Regions from separate parts of the Mus musculus genome. Here region 2 is linked to region 1. The links are chromatin loops, found by intact Hi-C in ENCODE. Cell type or tissue: left cerebral cortex. All regions are shown on one strand.

What was found. A loop is a pair of places that touch in the nucleus more often than their neighbours do. Peaks named below come from ENCODE experiments on the same cell type or tissue, not always from the same donor. Only the 100,000 strongest peaks of a DNase experiment are listed, where the experiment ranks them.
Region 2: a loop joins it to region 1, with 4 times the contacts of the local background. A loop is called at or near these places in 3 of 42 quality-filtered maps.

The regions. Positions count from the first base shown.
Region 1 is chr8:126,836,866-126,844,865 of GRCm38, reverse strand. Gm31718 (a long non-coding RNA gene) reads left to right here. Exons shown (of 8, transcript XR_879375.3): 2 at 1-19; 3 at 3,227-3,320; 4 at 3,613-3,654. Among named protein-coding and RNA genes, the nearest start is that of A630001O12Rik, 8.2 kb to the left of the region's middle. In left cerebral cortex, a CTCF peak has its summit at 4,906; DNase peaks (open chromatin) are centred at 5,090 and 6,326; H3K4me3 peaks cover 303 bases; H3K27ac peaks cover 1,794 bases.
Region 2 is chr8:126,689,624-126,697,623 of GRCm38, reverse strand. No RefSeq gene overlaps it. Among named protein-coding and RNA genes, the nearest start is that of Gm31603, 36 kb to the left of the region's middle. In left cerebral cortex, no CTCF peak of the experiment used is centred here; DNase peaks (open chromatin) are centred at 930, 1,923, 3,031 and 5,135; H3K27ac peaks cover 1,055 bases.

The DNA of each region.
Region 1 (8,000 bases):
CTAGCCGATGAGGGCTCAGGTAAGTGACCCTTAGCTGAAAGGCTTTGTTTGACATGACTCAGCCTTAAAGACAACCCACTTGCCAGTTGCTAAGTGCCAGGTTCCTGTAAACACTAAAGTGCAGGAGCCTTCCTGAGAGAGAGCCCTAGCAATGGTCTGGGAGGTGATGTTTGGGAACATGAGCAGTAATCAGAAAATGTTCCCCGTTTGCTAGGTTTCAACTACCAGTAAACACAACCCTCATGCTCTCGCTTCCCTCCGGTGGCTTAGTTGCTTATGTGTGATTCACAGCTGATTTTCTGATGGGAAGTTTGGTCTGCTGTAATGATGGTGTTTGGGTTCTAAGACACTGGCTTCCACAGACACGACTTTGCCAAGAAGGGAAAGCAACAAGGAGTCTCCATTGGAAGCACCATTGGTCACCCCACTCCCTGAAGGCCATTTTTATTGCAGTTCAATTGTGGTTGCTGGAGGTCCATCTGGGCTGACTTCTTTCTGTTCAGTGGAGACTTTGGGCTTGTCAGCTTTTCCTCAGATAAAGGAGAGACACGAATCCTGCTTCAGGGAAGCATGTCACTTCCTGATTTCCTGTCTCCCTTCACTCCCTCCTTTCTTCTTTCCTTCTTCTCTCTCTTTCTCCCTCCTCCCTCCTTGCTTTCTTCTTCATGTGCATGTGTGCATTCGTATGTTGGTGTGCATACACAGGGCAGAGGACAACTTTGGCTGATTTCTTCAGGTTCTCTCTACCTTTCCCCTCCCCCACTTTGTTGTTGTTGTTGTTGTTGTTGTTGTTGTTGTTAAGATAGCATCCCTCATTGGTTTGGAACTCATCAAATAGGCAAGATGGCCTAGCCAGTATCTGCCTCCTTAGCATTGGGAATGCAAGCATGCCACACTTGGCTTTTCAAATGAAGACTCTGGGAGTCAAACTCAGATCCTTAAATATGCAAGGCAGTTACTTTATCAGTTGAATACCCTCCCTAGCCCCTTGATTTCTCTTGGTGATGATCCAAAACTAATTTGTCATCACCCAGATATCCGATGCTTCTTTCCAATGGACTTGGTTGGTTGTTGAGCTTTTTTTTTTTTAATTTAATTTAATTTTATTATTTTATTATTTTTTTGAAGTGACTTACCACATTAATCACCGTGCTCATGACCAGACTGACCCTGGTTTATGTCCTATCCTGGCCTGGAACTCTCTATGTAGACCACGTTGCCCTTGAACTTATAGAGATCCATTTACTTCTATCTCTTGAGTGCTGGGTGGTAATGATGTATCATCACATCCTTTGAGAAAAGAGCATTTTGGTAGATCAGTTTTGAATGTGGACGTTGAATGTGGTAGATGAGTGAGCCTGCCAAAAGTGCTGTTCCAGGCTGAAGGTGAACACACACACACACACACACACACACACAAACACGAGTCGAGAGGAGGGAAGGATAGCCTTTGGCATAGTCACTCTGTGCTTTCCTGAAATACATGCCTTCCTCTGCCTTTGTTGGCCTGCCTTCTTAGGAAGAAAACTTGTCTTAACCTTAATATGAGCTGTCCCTTCATCACTAGCTGTCTGTGTGACGTAGGGCATGCCATTTACCTGCTTCGAGCTTCAGATTCTCCGTTTGCGAAATGGAGAACTCAATACCCACCTTTCAGGTCAACGTAGGTAGACAGCACATATGTAGTATGCTTGGCTCATAAAAATCTTCTCAGCGAATATCATTAGTTACTCAAGGCCAAACCACAGGGACCTCAGTAATAGCAATAAAAATGGACTCCAGTTATTTAGGGTCTTCTCCAAGCCCTACATTGCAAAGGCTCCAAGAGCTCTCCATGTGTTACATGAGCTGTGATCACCCTCAGTGGACAGAGGACAAGCTTAGCATCCTAAGTCTATCCATCCAGGATCATCACCATATAGCTCTGCATGTGTGGGCTGCCATTGGTCCTGCTTTGCAGGGACACTGGAAGCCGTGGTCCTGCATGAGTGGGACAAGCCAGGTCAGGTAACCAGGACAACATCTGCTTATCACCTTTACTCATACCACAAATACACAGACTGGCCCCTGTGCTGTTATCTGACATCTTTGTGAAGCCTTTACTTGAACACCTGCCAGCAGCTATGTGTCCATCCCCTTATTCGGGAAATAGCATACCCATGAAGCTCATGGTGGAATTCCTGCTAAGAGTCAATGTTCTTATTGGGACAGGTAGGTTGGTAGAGTCAGTCTGTTGAGCGGCATAGGATGGGGGAAGGATCAGGCTCCTTCTTTCCTTGTGATCTGAGGAAAATGCTGTCCATGCAGGATCTCCGCTTGGGTCCCTCACTGGGCCCTCATCTCAATCACTACCTTTCTCAGGAAAATGTCTAACATGAGACTTGAGTTGAGAGCATGTGCCATGGCAGGAACATGCTGCCTTGTGCACATCTGTGGATCAAGACATTAACATGTTATGCTAATAAGATATGAAAAAAATTCATCCTTGGTAGAGTACCAGTGACAGACCAGAGTAACAATTCCCCTGAAGTCCAACTCGATGAAGCAATCAATGAGCAAGGGTGATGGAAGTGTTACTTCTAGGCTCCTGGATGACTCAAAGGAAGCTGTAGCACTAGAAGTCCCATTCCAGTATGTGCAATGATTCCCAGAAGCTCTATCTCTGGAGCTTCCCATACCACTTGAAGGCAGCTTGACTGGTGGGAAAGTCTCTTCTCCCCAGTAAATGTTTCTGCTCATATAGCCTTTGGGAGAAGCATTGTGTATCTTGTAAGTCTTAGGAACTTCATGAGATTTGTGAGTTGTTGTTGTTGTCTTTTTCTTGTTTTTTTTTTTTTTTTTTTTTTTCTGGAGCCTTGAAAGCTTCATTTTACTTTCGGAATCTTAACTCTCCTCTGAGATAGAGTGGCTTGGTTTAGAGAAAACTGCCATACAATAGATGCATTTGAAAGGACATAAAGGAGCCCCACTGTGTGAAGCACCTCTGCAGTGACCCCAAAACAGTTAGGTAGGTCTCCTGTGAGGAAGAAGTCCCCGTGAGGATACAGTGAAGAAGTGAGAGCCTTTAGCAGGCTGTTCCCAGCCAAGATGCCTACTCCCTTGCTGTCAGTCCAGCCCTTAGTGTGTGCCCCCGGGACTCAGAGCTCTCAAGCAGTACTGGAAGGTTACATGCAGGTGGCCACCATTTCTTTCCATCCTAACTTCCTTCTGTGCCTTCATTTTCCAGGTGAGGAAGAGAGAAGAAGAGTGAGGAAGCTGGCTTTAACTCCCTGTGTCAGAGTTCAGCCTCCTACAGGCCTCTTGGAACGTTTGCATTGTAGGTAAGCAGAAGGGTAGTCACCCCCTCTCAACAATAGCCAATGGGTGTCATGACAGGAGAGGCAGGACTCCGGTACACAGGACCACATAAAGGCCCACTGTTCCCATGGAAGGCACACGGATTTGCCTTTGGTTAGACACACCCACTTCCATCCACCCCCGGGTATGGGGTTAGAATGTTCTTCATTGTTAACTCACACACTGTTATTTCCCAAACCTGCCCAGCCCCTCCCAAAAGCTTTGAGTCCTGTTTACCATCTTTGTTTTCTAAAACAATTCATTCTCTTTGTTCAGCTGCCCATCCATCCATCTACGCATGTTAAATATATCTTTGCGGTGAGTTGGACTCCGTCTCTTACTGAATGGCTTTATCTGCTCATGGCAATTTCATACAGTCTCTGGTTCCCCAGACTGAGGGTGCATGCACACACATTTCATTATCTTCCCCCTCTAATTTTGGAATAGATTCCAAAATTTCTCTTCTTTCTGTGTATGTGTTTTCCCCCATGACCTCATGCCTGTAAGACTGTTTGGGACACTGGCTTACAAAATGCTCCCTGTTCTGAAGCCTCCTGATACCCTTGCTTTCTAGAGCAGAGGATGGTGGGGCCAGCAGGATATTCACGCTTGCTCTCTGCTTTTACACCCAACCCCATCTGGGGCCTCATTGGTGCCTATTAGGACAAAGCCTTGGGGTCAAGGTCTTATCCCATAAAAACTATTTATTTATTTTTAATTCATTGAAGTATTTTTTTAGTATATAAAATAATGGATTTCACATGATGACATTTTCATCCATATACTTTGTATTTGTTTCCTTATTATCCTCCCCCATCCTTCCTCCACTACTCACTCATTGTCCCCCTCTCCCTTTCCTCTAAGACTTGCCGCTTTTATGCCATTTATATATGTGAATATAGCTAAATCTAGTTCCATACATGAGAGAAGACATATGACATTTTATCTTTCTTCCCTCATTCCCCTCCCTCACCCCTCTCCCACTCCCTTCCCTTTCCTGACTTCCCTCCCCATCTCCTCTCCCCCACCTCCTCTCCCCCCACCTCCTTTAAGTTCTCCTTTCCCATATAGACCCAGTTCTACCTTCATATTATATATGATTCTTTCTTCAAAGAGTCACATCATATTCATATATATAATGCATATACAAACCAAATGCATATACAAACCAGCTGCAAAAAAAGCTGCCTGAGGGAAACAAAAAACAAAAACCCCAGAAAACTAGAGTCCTTTTACTCCAGAAACAAGTAGACTTTTTGAGACTAGCCACCCAGAAAGCAACCCCCTCTAATACCCACAGCATGCTCTGTGGAAGCAGTCATGCATGTGTGTCCATGTGAGTGCATGTGTAATCGTGCATGTGCATATGTGCATGAACCTGTGTATGCACACATGCATTATGTATGTGTGTGGGTATATGCAGGTGCAATTTAAATAAAAACAGCAGCATTTCTGGTCTGGATCTAGAGTGCTTGGCCAGCCTTGCAATGCTATTTTCACTAGCTCCGTTCTGACAAGGGGGCAGCTGCTACTGTTTGATGTGTGGAGAACACATCTCCTGGGAAGAGACAGGGGGAGCCAGGACACCAGGCTGAGTGGCCTCAGAGCAGGGCGCATGCTCGTCAAGATTCTATTTCAGGATTGTCTGAGACCAGTGTGTGTTCTTGCCACAGAGGAATGCTCCCTTGGAGGGGATGGCTAACCTGGCCAGGCAAGGCAGGAATGCACAGCCTGTGGTGGTGACGCCTCCTCCCAGCAATGTGTCCTGCTTCCTGCTTTGAGTCACATGAACATTTTTATTTTTTGTCTGCCTCCCACTACAGCCTGCATTCTGCCCTGCAGTGTTGTCAGGGTGGGGTGGGGGGTGGGGGTGGGGGGATCTTCTGCGTCTGGAAGCTGTGTTGTAAAACTCAGAGCTGTTTTCAGCATGACTCTGTGACGTGTAAAGATGTTGGGAGGAGGGAGGGACACAGGAAGGGAAAGGAGAGAGGAAGGAGGGCAAAAGGAGAAAGGGAGAGAAGCATCTCACTGACGTCAAAGGAGACCGCATTCTACAGGGTAACATTACTGGTACCTCCACCATCCACCCCTTCTAATTTACTAGAAACTGAACAGCCTGTTCGGAGACCCAGAGCGCTGCTTGCTGCTCTCCCCTCCTCCAACGCCTCCCTGCCTCATGTTCTCCTTTGACCAAAAGAGCCATTAATTGTTGGGAGTTTGAAAGCTACCTGATTCCTTGGTACAGAGGGGATTTCCACGAGTCATAATTCAGTCCCTGCTTGTGAGGACACTGTAGCTGAAGTAAATTGATCCAGCTGATGACAAAGGGCCCCTGGGGACAGAGAGGTCAGCTCTGCAGCTGGGGCAGCTGCTGGGGTTGTCACATGACTGGCTGTGCTTGCTCAGGCTTGCCCCCAGTGCCCTCATGATCTTCCTGCACACACACACACACACACTCACACACCCCATCCCCCAGTCCCTGCATCCCTTGCAATCTCTTCTTTGCCTCTCTAGAAGGCCAGGATTTGCAGCCTGTCTGGCTTCCTGAGGTGAAGGTGATTTTCCAGGAAGTTGCCAGCCTCCTTCTCCACTTGAAATGTGGGATTACTACTGGCAAGATGGCTCAGTCGGTAATGTACTGGCCACACAAGCACGAAGACCTGAGTTCAATCCTCCAGAACTCACATAAAAAACTGTTTGGTGACATGTGCTTGCAAGCCCAGTGCTAGGAAAGTAGAAACAGCTCTCTGGGTCTTGCTGGCCAGTCAACCTAGTAGCTTAATAGGTGAGCGCAGAGCCAGTGAGAGACCCTGTCTCAGAACACAGGATGGATGGCTCCCAAAGAATGATAGCCAAGGTTGATCTTTGACCTCCCCATGCACTGACACACATATGTCAGTGTGACATACACAGGTACATGTACAAATTCAAAACAGAGTGGCTCCCTCCTGGTAGTCCTCTTTGCTGCCCTGACAGGTTCTATGGTGTTTTGCTGAAACCTCTCTCCATTCTGCTATCTGGACATGCAGGACCTGTTCACGAATACGGTCTGGCAACACTAACTTGTAACCTGGAGTTCCAGAAACAGCCGATTCCACTACCCAGATGGTAGAGTTCAAGCCGCTGGCTAGCCAAGGCTGCACAAGTTAATTTTTATCCCAGTAAAAAATAATAAACACCGCATTAGCAACTACATGTTTATCAATTTGCAGTTCATTTCCAGCCAGACCATCTCCCTCCTGTGTGTTTTTACTGCTGGCTGATGATCCGGAGTACGTTTTGTGAAACCATATGTGGCTATTTAAGCCCTGGCCTCCGTTGCATTTATGCGATGTTTTCCACCTTAATTGTATGACGCTATTTGGCTCCTAGTGCTATGGCGTTCGACTAGCGCATCCAAAATGCTAAAGAAACTGCAGTAAAGCCACAGGACTTGCTAGGGGGTCACCTGGCAGCTCAGAGACCTGTGCTGCTGCAGTAAGGATTTTATATTTCCGCTTTTATAAGAAGTCCCAGCAAGCACGTGTTAAATCATCCTCTCTGGGTAGGAATGTGTCTGTTGTGTTTCTTCTCGTTTTATGGTAGGCTGATATCAGAGGAGGTGCTGAGGACAGTTCTCAGGTGGAGTTAGGGATTCTGACCCGGAAGATGCTCCTTCAGAAAGCACTAGTGCATGACTGGGTTCAAGGGTGATCACTGGCCCCACAGCTCAGCCTGGTTTTCTTTTTTTTTCTTTCCAGTGCTTCAGCTGGTTTTATTCTTGGCAGGATTACAGCCCCCATTGACAGTGTCACCTACCCTTTATCATTAGACTGTTGTAGCCAGGGACACCATTTGGCTAGATGAAATGGAACAACGCCTGTGTACAATCATGAAGATACTAAACCCTTCCCCAATCTCTAAGTGCTACTGAATGGAAGTATACATAACAAACTGGTGTTGCCACAGAAACACTAGGGGGATGGTGTGTCCTTTCCATGGCTCTCAAGTGCCTAAGGATGTCTACTCCCGGGGACTGGCTGACTGCCCGGGTCTAGTGGACCCTCACAGGACTCTCTTGATAGGAAGAGCAGCCTTGGCTGGGGCCAGTAGGCAGTGGGTAGAAGGTTGGTGCTTCGTGAAACCCCAAGGATGAGGCAATGTCCCATTTCCCAATGGGTAGTTACGAAAGGACTGTCTTTTTGGGGGCTAGCATGAATATATAAACGTTAAAACATTGTTTCTGTCTGTCTCTGTCTGTCTCTCTCTGTATGTATATATGTATGTATGTATGTATGTATGTATGTATGTATGTGTGTATAAGTACTGCAGCTCCTATGTGGAGGTCAGACAACTTTAGGAGTCAGTTCTTGTCTACTATGTGGGTCTCAGGGACTGAACTCAGGTCTTCTGGTTTGCTGGTTTCTTTACTTACTGAGCCACCTGGGTGGCCCCTGAATGTATAGATTTTTTTTAATGATGTAAGTGACATAGTCAAATTTCTTATCAAATTATTTTATAGGTGTGTTTGGACTTATAGTACAAATATGCTTATTTAAAAACATTGCTTTGGCTTTCGCTTGTTATTCAGGCTCTCCATTGCTCTCTCTCTCTCGCTCTCTCTCTCTCTCTCTCTCTCTCTCTCTCTCTGTGTTGTGTTGGGAACCAAATGCAGGGTCTCCACA
Region 2 (8,000 bases), 150 kb after region 1:
AGGTGTTTCCTAGTCTACTGAATTAGACAGCGAAGGTCAGCCATGACATCTGTCTATTCCCCAGTCACAGCATGTATGACAACTGGTTCTAGACCTGACATCCTCTCTGGGGGACACATGTTGGTGCTCCTGTGAGCCCTGCATACTGCAAGTGCCACCCCTGTGAGCAATCTGAGAAGTATAGAGCTGACTTCAACCTTTCAACCATGGCCAGGCAGCAAAATCACCAAGTCACCACCTAGACAGGTCACGCATACAGCTCACCCAGTGACAGCTATGTCCCTTCTTATTCCAGTTGAGACACCTCAACAGATTCCCTGCTTGAGGCTGGGTAGAGAGCTGCGCCAATTAAATGATTGAAGACCCAGAATTCCAGTTTAAAACAAAAGAAAACAAAACAAAACAAAACAAAACAAAACATTGTGGTAGGCACTTGTGATCCCAGCACTGAAGAGATGAAGACCATAAGATTCTCTGACCATCCAGCATACGTCAAGTAGTGTGTGCCTGGTCAGTGAGAGACCGTGCCTCAAGAAAAGGTAGATAGGGCACAAGGAAGGGCATCCTGAGGTCAGAGGTTGTCCTATGACCTACACGTACACATATACATGTGCACCCATAAACACATGAACACAGAGATATGTACTCTCACACATGCACAGAAAATTTTCTTTGGGGAAAGAAGCGGGAAGGGATGACTCCGTGCATTATACATGGCTGAGTCTTGCTCCAAGTACACTGCTACTATTCAGCTGAAAAGAGCAGATTGGCCATTCCCCAACCCTGGCACTGAGTATAGCATCTGGCACTGGACAAACTGCGTAGGTGAACACAGGGGGGAAAAAAGGAGGGAGGGGCAGAATTTTGTCAAGCCATTGACTCAAGACGTCTTTATCCCCACCCTCCGCCATTCCTCCTTCCCCTCCCCCCAGTGGCCTGTGCTTGTAGCTCAGGCTTAGTGCTCAGACAGACAGAACTGTGTCACTGGAAGAGTCATGCAGAGTGGCCTGCCATTTCCTTCCTCAGACAGAGATAACCCATTTTCAGGTCTCCAAGATTTTAAAGGAAGTCACAGAGGGAACAGCTGCCCTGTAAGCCATGGGGGATGGACAGCGGACCAAGGCTGGGCTCAAATTGGAAACAGTCCTCAGGTCTCAGCATCCAGAGGGCTTCAATGAGGCACAGGCCACCGTGTTTGCTAAAATTGGGCATTTGATAGTTGGCACATAAAGCTTTAACATATTTATGAGTGCCCATGGCACCTCAATACATGTCTATATTGTGTGTTGCTCACATCCAGATATGGGTATTTGTGTCCTCAATCAGGAGACATTTCTTTGGGATGAAAATATCAAGAGTCCTCTCTCCCAGATTTCTTTTTGAAGTATGTTGTATGTTCTCATATTCTATGATTACCACCCCAAGGATTTGTTAATCAGTTGAGTGTGTGTGTGTGTGTGTGTGTGTGTGTGTGTGTGTGTACGTGTGTGTCTCTATGTCAGGTTCCTGCTGGTCTTGACACCTGCTCACCTTCCCATCTCCTCAGGTTCCCAGGGAATTCTGGGTAAGTGCTAGCACACCATCTCAGCTCTCTCTCTCTTAGATCTTAGTGAAGCTGCATTGGGGCACACAGGACTGCCCTGGCGTCTGTGAGCTGATGTGTCTGTAAAGGGGAGCCGGCACCTCTGCTGAGAACTTTGCCAAAGGCCTGAGGTCAGTTAGGAGTATCAGCAAGCAGGACAGACTCACCCACAAGGTGGTTGGCTCATTGCTGGCAAGTAGCAAAATCTCTTCTTCAACGGTGTTCACGGCACCCAGGGAAGGTTCTTTAAAGACAACTAACTGTTCAGCCCACTCCTTCCACCCTGGCAGCCAGGACAGAAAAGGTGAATAAGCCTGTTTATGTTCCTTGTGTGGTACGACGGAGAATCCAGCCCTGTAGAGAAACCATTTCCTGGACCTAGGGGAAGGATCAGAGGGGAAGTATGGTGACCACTAATCATGGTGATTGAGGGACAGGGGAGATTCCCTTCTATGTGTGATACACTAAACCAGCTATGCCACTCCTACCCACACACCAAAGGACACTGCATCTACCACAGAGACACTTGTACATCTGTGTTCACGATTGCTCTATTCATAGTATCCAAGAAATGAAGTCAGCCTAGATGCCCATCAACTGAGGACTGGATAGTGAAAAAGTGGTAAATAAACAATGGAATTTTATTCGGCCACGAAGAACAGTGAAATTATGGAATTTTCAGGGACTTGAGTAGATCTCAAAAATATTACATTTGGCTAAGGGACCCAGACTCAGAGGGTCACATGTTGGTCTTTCATACATGGATCCTAACTGTTAATGTCTGTCTGTGTGTAAATAAGGAGACGAGGAAGTAAACTTTGAAATTAGGCAAGGGTCCACAAAGGGGGAGGGAAGAAGGGGAAGGGCACGTGTCATGGAAGCAGAAAGAAGGGTGCTGGGAGTGGGGGGGGGGGCGCAGAGTGGGAAGAGTATGCGGGAGGGAAAGAGAAACCAAAACAATTTCATTCAGAAAAAAATTCCATAAAAAGGCATAACTCTCTGTATAAAACAAAACCAAAACCAGGTAAAGTGGGGTGGTGTGTGCCTGTAATCCAGCACACAAGAATCTGGGACAAAAGGTTAGGTTATGAGTTGAGGCCAGTCTGGGCTACTTCGTATCAGAGAACCATGTATGAATGTAGCTCAGTTCTAGAACACTTTGCTACCCAGTCTGAGCTACACAGTGGCTCCGTTTCAGAGAATCAGGTACTATAAATATAGGTCAGTGGCAGAGAACACTTTACTACCAGGGCAAGACCCTGCAGCTCTGAATGCCCTTATTTGAACGATAGAGACATTATACATTACCCTTGAAGAGCTAAGGTAAGGTCTACTTGAAATTTTCAAGTCCCGGGATGAAGCACTAGCAGAAAACCACCCAGGCCCTGGGATGTGGCCGAGAACCGCCCCCTCACTGCTGTGGTTTCTTTCCAAGAAGCTCAAAATGCGGCTGAATTAGGACTGTTTGCTTCCGTTCTAGCTGATTCCCAGTGCCAGGTTTACACTAAAGTTCTGGCCTGCAGAACAAAGACATTTCAAACCCAAATTAACCATGCCTCAGTTTGGAAACCCTGTCTGCATCCTGGCAGTGTCTGCCTCTGCCTCCCTAGCCACCTTCCAGTCCCACCCCCAACCTCAATATCCTTACCAGACATTCCGTTTATCCCAATTCTCAATCCTCCCTCTCTCTCTCATATGTGTGTGTGTACATGTGAATGTGTGTGAATTCCTGTGTTTGTGTGCATGTGTACATATAGGTCAGAAGTTGGCTTCTAGGGTGAATTTCTCTCTCTTTTTTTTTTTTTTTTTTTTTTTTTGACACCTTGTCTCACTGAACCCAGAGCTTCCTGATTCTGCTATAGTGTCTGGCCACTGAGCCTGGCTGACTACCTCCCAGTGCTATGGTTTACAGATAGGTAACTTCATATCTGGCTTTTACATGGGTTCTGAGGACCCAAACTCATGTCGTCATGTTTGAGCAGCAAGTACTTTCTCAACTGAGCCTTCTCCCCTTCTCTAGTTGCTCATTGCTATCATCAAAACCCTGACAAAAGCAACTTAGGAAGGAAGGAAGGAAGGAAGGAAGGAAGGAAGGAAGGAAGGAAGGAAGGGTTTGTCTTGGCTCACAGTTTGAGGGGAGGCCTGGCAGCAGGAGCTTGAGGCACCTGCTCACAAGCATCTACATCAGGAAGTGGAGAGAGATGGAAGCAGATTGCTCACTCACTTCCTCCTTTTGACTCTGCCACAGCACACGTCCATTGGGTATCTTAGTCCATTTGTGCTATAAAAGAAATACCCCAAGTGGGCAATTTATATTTCAGATAGGTGAGGAGCCCAAACACTATACAGAGCAATTGCCCATTTCTAAAGTGTTAGCCATGAACACAGAGTGCTGTTATAATAGGGTGGCTGGCAAGTGGTAGTCTTGGATAACGAGTACTAGTCCAGGGTATGAGATCAACCAGGGGAGACTTTCTTCTGTTTCCAGGTATCAAAGGGAACAACATGCTTTTAAGCAAAGCTTGGTGCTGGTGGCTAATCTGCCATGCTCACGTTTCTCAAGCTGAATGTGTCCATTCTGTGACACATAGAGAGGACCATGAGGCAGGTTCTCCTGCTTCTCCTGCTGATCAACATACCCATTTCATCTGCCTAGGAACATCAGTATTCTCTTTAGAATGTACCCCCTCTCATCTATGCACTTAGCTGCCCAGATGGCTTTTCCACCAGTTAGGCCCTCCCTATTCCCGTATTCCCAGAGGTGGAAATTCTTCAGTTTCTCTTGCAGCCATGCCTGCCATCCCTTAGAAGACATATAGGAACCTTAACCAGTGAATGGAAGTTCAACATGGAACCATGCTATGAGGAATCAGTACATTCCCTGGGAGTCTAGGGGCTGTGAAGCAGGTCTAAATGAACACAGAAAAGAGTGGAAATTTGTAGAGAGAAAGCTTACATCAAGACCAAGAGTAGGCATGGGCAGTAAAGGAGAAGAAAGTGGGCATTGCATTGAGGACAATCTGTGTTTCAGCCATTATCCTATTGTTCTTGTCTGTGTTAGGCATTGTGGGTCACTGTAGCAGAAAATGCAGTAGAAACATTGTAGCGGATGAAGGGCTTATGTGTTAGGCATGATGTCACTGTGCCAGACTGCCCAACAGAAACATTGTTGCAAAGGAACGGCTTACTTGGCTCACATTATTGCAGAAAAGATACGGAGAAGCACTGCATCCAGGAGTGGGGAGTGGAGCTGTTCATATCATGGTGGACCAGGAGGCAGAGAGTAGCTAGAACCTTCAAAGGCTTGTTCCTGGTAACCTGTTTCCACCAGCCAGGCCCCACTTCTTAAAGGTCCACAACATTCAAAACAGCACTGTGGGGTATTTCAGATTCAGACCATAGCACTATTCATAGAATTCTGGAGACACCCTCCCTGTCACCTGGCCAGGATTCCCAAACCATATTTCAAAGTATGGCACTAACAGCAGATACTCTCAGATTAGACCCTGCACATCCCAACCATTAAGACTTCCTGCTTTCAGCTGACGTCTGAAGTTGGCGTTCCTCCCTTGTCTGTCCTTGGCTTCCTTTCAAATGTTTTTCTAGCCCTCTGCTCTTCACTGAACAAACTTCTCCCTGCTGGCCAGACTCCTTACTTCTGTCTTTCCTTGGAGTTGGAATACTTTGGTTTCATCATCTCCTTTAGCAGATATTGTAAAATCCTATGGCCACGGGTGTATGCAACACTGTTCCTAAGGAGGTGTGAGCATGACCTCATCCCGAGGTGAACAAATGGCTACCTTTTCTCTCTTTCCACCACACTGCTGTCTCTAAATACCTCATTTAGTTTCTTGGGGCCCTGAGATAGCTTTGTGCACTTGGAGGAGCTGGCCAAGGGAGAATGTAATTGGAAAGATATTTAATTTGGACCTGGTGGGGCATTTCACAGCCTTCTCGGCATATATTGAGCTATTTCCTGATAACTGTTCTGATGGAGTGATGACTTCCAGGAATGCAACTGATTCCACCCTGCTGATCCATTGCCCTGTGGAGACCCAGGCCTCAGGTAATAGCGTAAGTGTGTCCTGTGGTTCCAGCCCCAGAACCATGGAGATATGGGAGCAGGAAGTGCAATGCACCATGTCTGTGGGGCACCTGCATCTGCTTTATGGACTTTTGACAGTTCTCAGAGGTGTTGAACTGAAAGGAAGAGATTGTGTTTTCCCTGATGCCTGGTTAATTCTTCCTACAGAAATCTACCTGGTCACCCAGAAAATGCAATTAGGAATGTAGAGAATAGACTTAGAGAGACAAGGAGAGAGGTGGGGTCTGTGGTTGACTATGATATGGACATATAAAGTGCTCTTTGGATGATTGGACGTAGGATAAGGATGATGATGGTGGTGATGGTGGTGGTGATGGTGATGGTGATAGTGATGATGGTGATGATGGTATGTGTATGTGTCTGCCTCTATATGTGTGTGTACTGATGTATATTATACTGGATATATACACTTAATTCCACAACAATAAAGAAGTCAAAGGAAGCTTGATGGTTTGGGCATCACCGAGGTTGCAGAATTTGGGAGTTTTTCATCCCACCCATCCATGGGCAGGTTTTCCATACATAAAATGCCTAGTTTTAGAAACCTGGGGGTGGGGCTTACTAGTGATGGCATTCAGAGTTATGTCATCTGATGACCCACGTTCTTCTGCCTCAGGTCTGGGTAACAGTGGAAGTGGCATATAGGAGGTTTTCTCAGAACTGTGTGAACAATGTCAGGGGGACACAGGGCAAGATGGATGCCCAAGAAGCAAGCAGTATCTCAAACATGCATTAGCTCCAAGGCCAGCCTACAGGTGGACAGAGGTCACTGGGTGTGGGCAATGTTGGAGACAGTTGCTGAGAGTGGGGCTTCTTTTGAGTTCCAGGATTCTGAACCTTTCCCTTTGGGCAGAGCAATGGGTTGGCTTCAGCTCCAGAGAACTACAAATCTTCCCAAATGTTGGTTTGGCTGTCGGGCTGGAAAATTCTGAGGGTTAAAAATCAAATAAGAATAATAACATTGTGAGTCTCGGGTATAGTTTTTATTTAAATTATGCTCCCAGATGTCTATGAAGTCAATCCAAAACATAATTAATATATATTTTTTTTCTCCACAGAGGACAAGTTTTGATGTAAGACTACTCGAGCATAATGCAACAAGCATATATTTGCCACTCAGAAGCAACACAAAAGATGAAAGATTTTTCCACATGGGCAGTAAATGGCCAGAGTGGACACACAGCTTCTCCAGTAATGGGAGCCCTAAGCCTGGGCATGCACATACTGTCTCACATGAGCATATATACACTGTCTCACATGAGCATGCACACACACACATAAACATGCAACACAGGAACACAATACAACACACACAATCACCTATAAAAAGAATGTGCAAACACATTTTGTATTGCAGTATATTTTTCCATATGAGAATATTAGACACAGGAAAATGAAATAAAGCCTTTCACATTACAAATTAAAACTGATATTTCAATATTCAGCATAGATCCAAAAATCTTTTCACAAGTAACTGGGGGATGAAAGGTGGTTGTGACAGTCAGTTGTTGTCAACTTGACATTAGTGTGGGGCATCTAGGAAGAAGGAACATCATGAGAACATGCCTCCTTTATGCTGGCCTAGAAGCAAGTCTATTGGACATTTTTTTTTTCTAGTTAATAATTTATGCTGGAGGGTCGAGCCCACTGTGGGTGATGCTACTCCTGGACAGATGGTCCTAGGAGGTATTTAAAAGGTAGCTGAACACGAGTCAGGAGAGCAAGCTAGAAAGCCATGTTCCCGTGGCCTCTGCTTCGGTTCTTGAGTCCAGGCCCTTGCCTTATATGCTCTCAATGATCGTCTGTCCTGGACCTGTAAACACATGACCCTTTACCCCTCAAGTTGCTTTCTGACAGAGTGTTTTGTCTCAATAATAGAAAGCAAACTAGGAGAGCGATGTTCTGTGGAAGAGGCCACATCTTGTATATAGACAGAATATACAAACTATCAAAATAGGTTAATTTCTGTGATTGTGGTCTGAATCTTAGTCAACCTGTGCTGCTGCTACATAAAGGGAGCGGTTTGTAAACAAAAGCAATGCACTGATAACCTTTCAGGAGGCTGCACATCCAAGGTCCTAGTCCTGGGGGTTCGGTGTCATAAGGGCAACCTACGGTTGTGTCTGTGTGTGCATGATGGGAAGGGCAAAGATACTCCCTGGGACTTGTTTCATGAGGGCACTAACTGTATTCATGAAAACCATACTCTCAGAAACTGGCCACCTCCTATAGGCTCCACCCCCTCATCTTTGAGATGAGGCTTTGGGAGTCAGGGGGAGGTGGTATTCAACGCAAAGCAAACAAAGACAACAG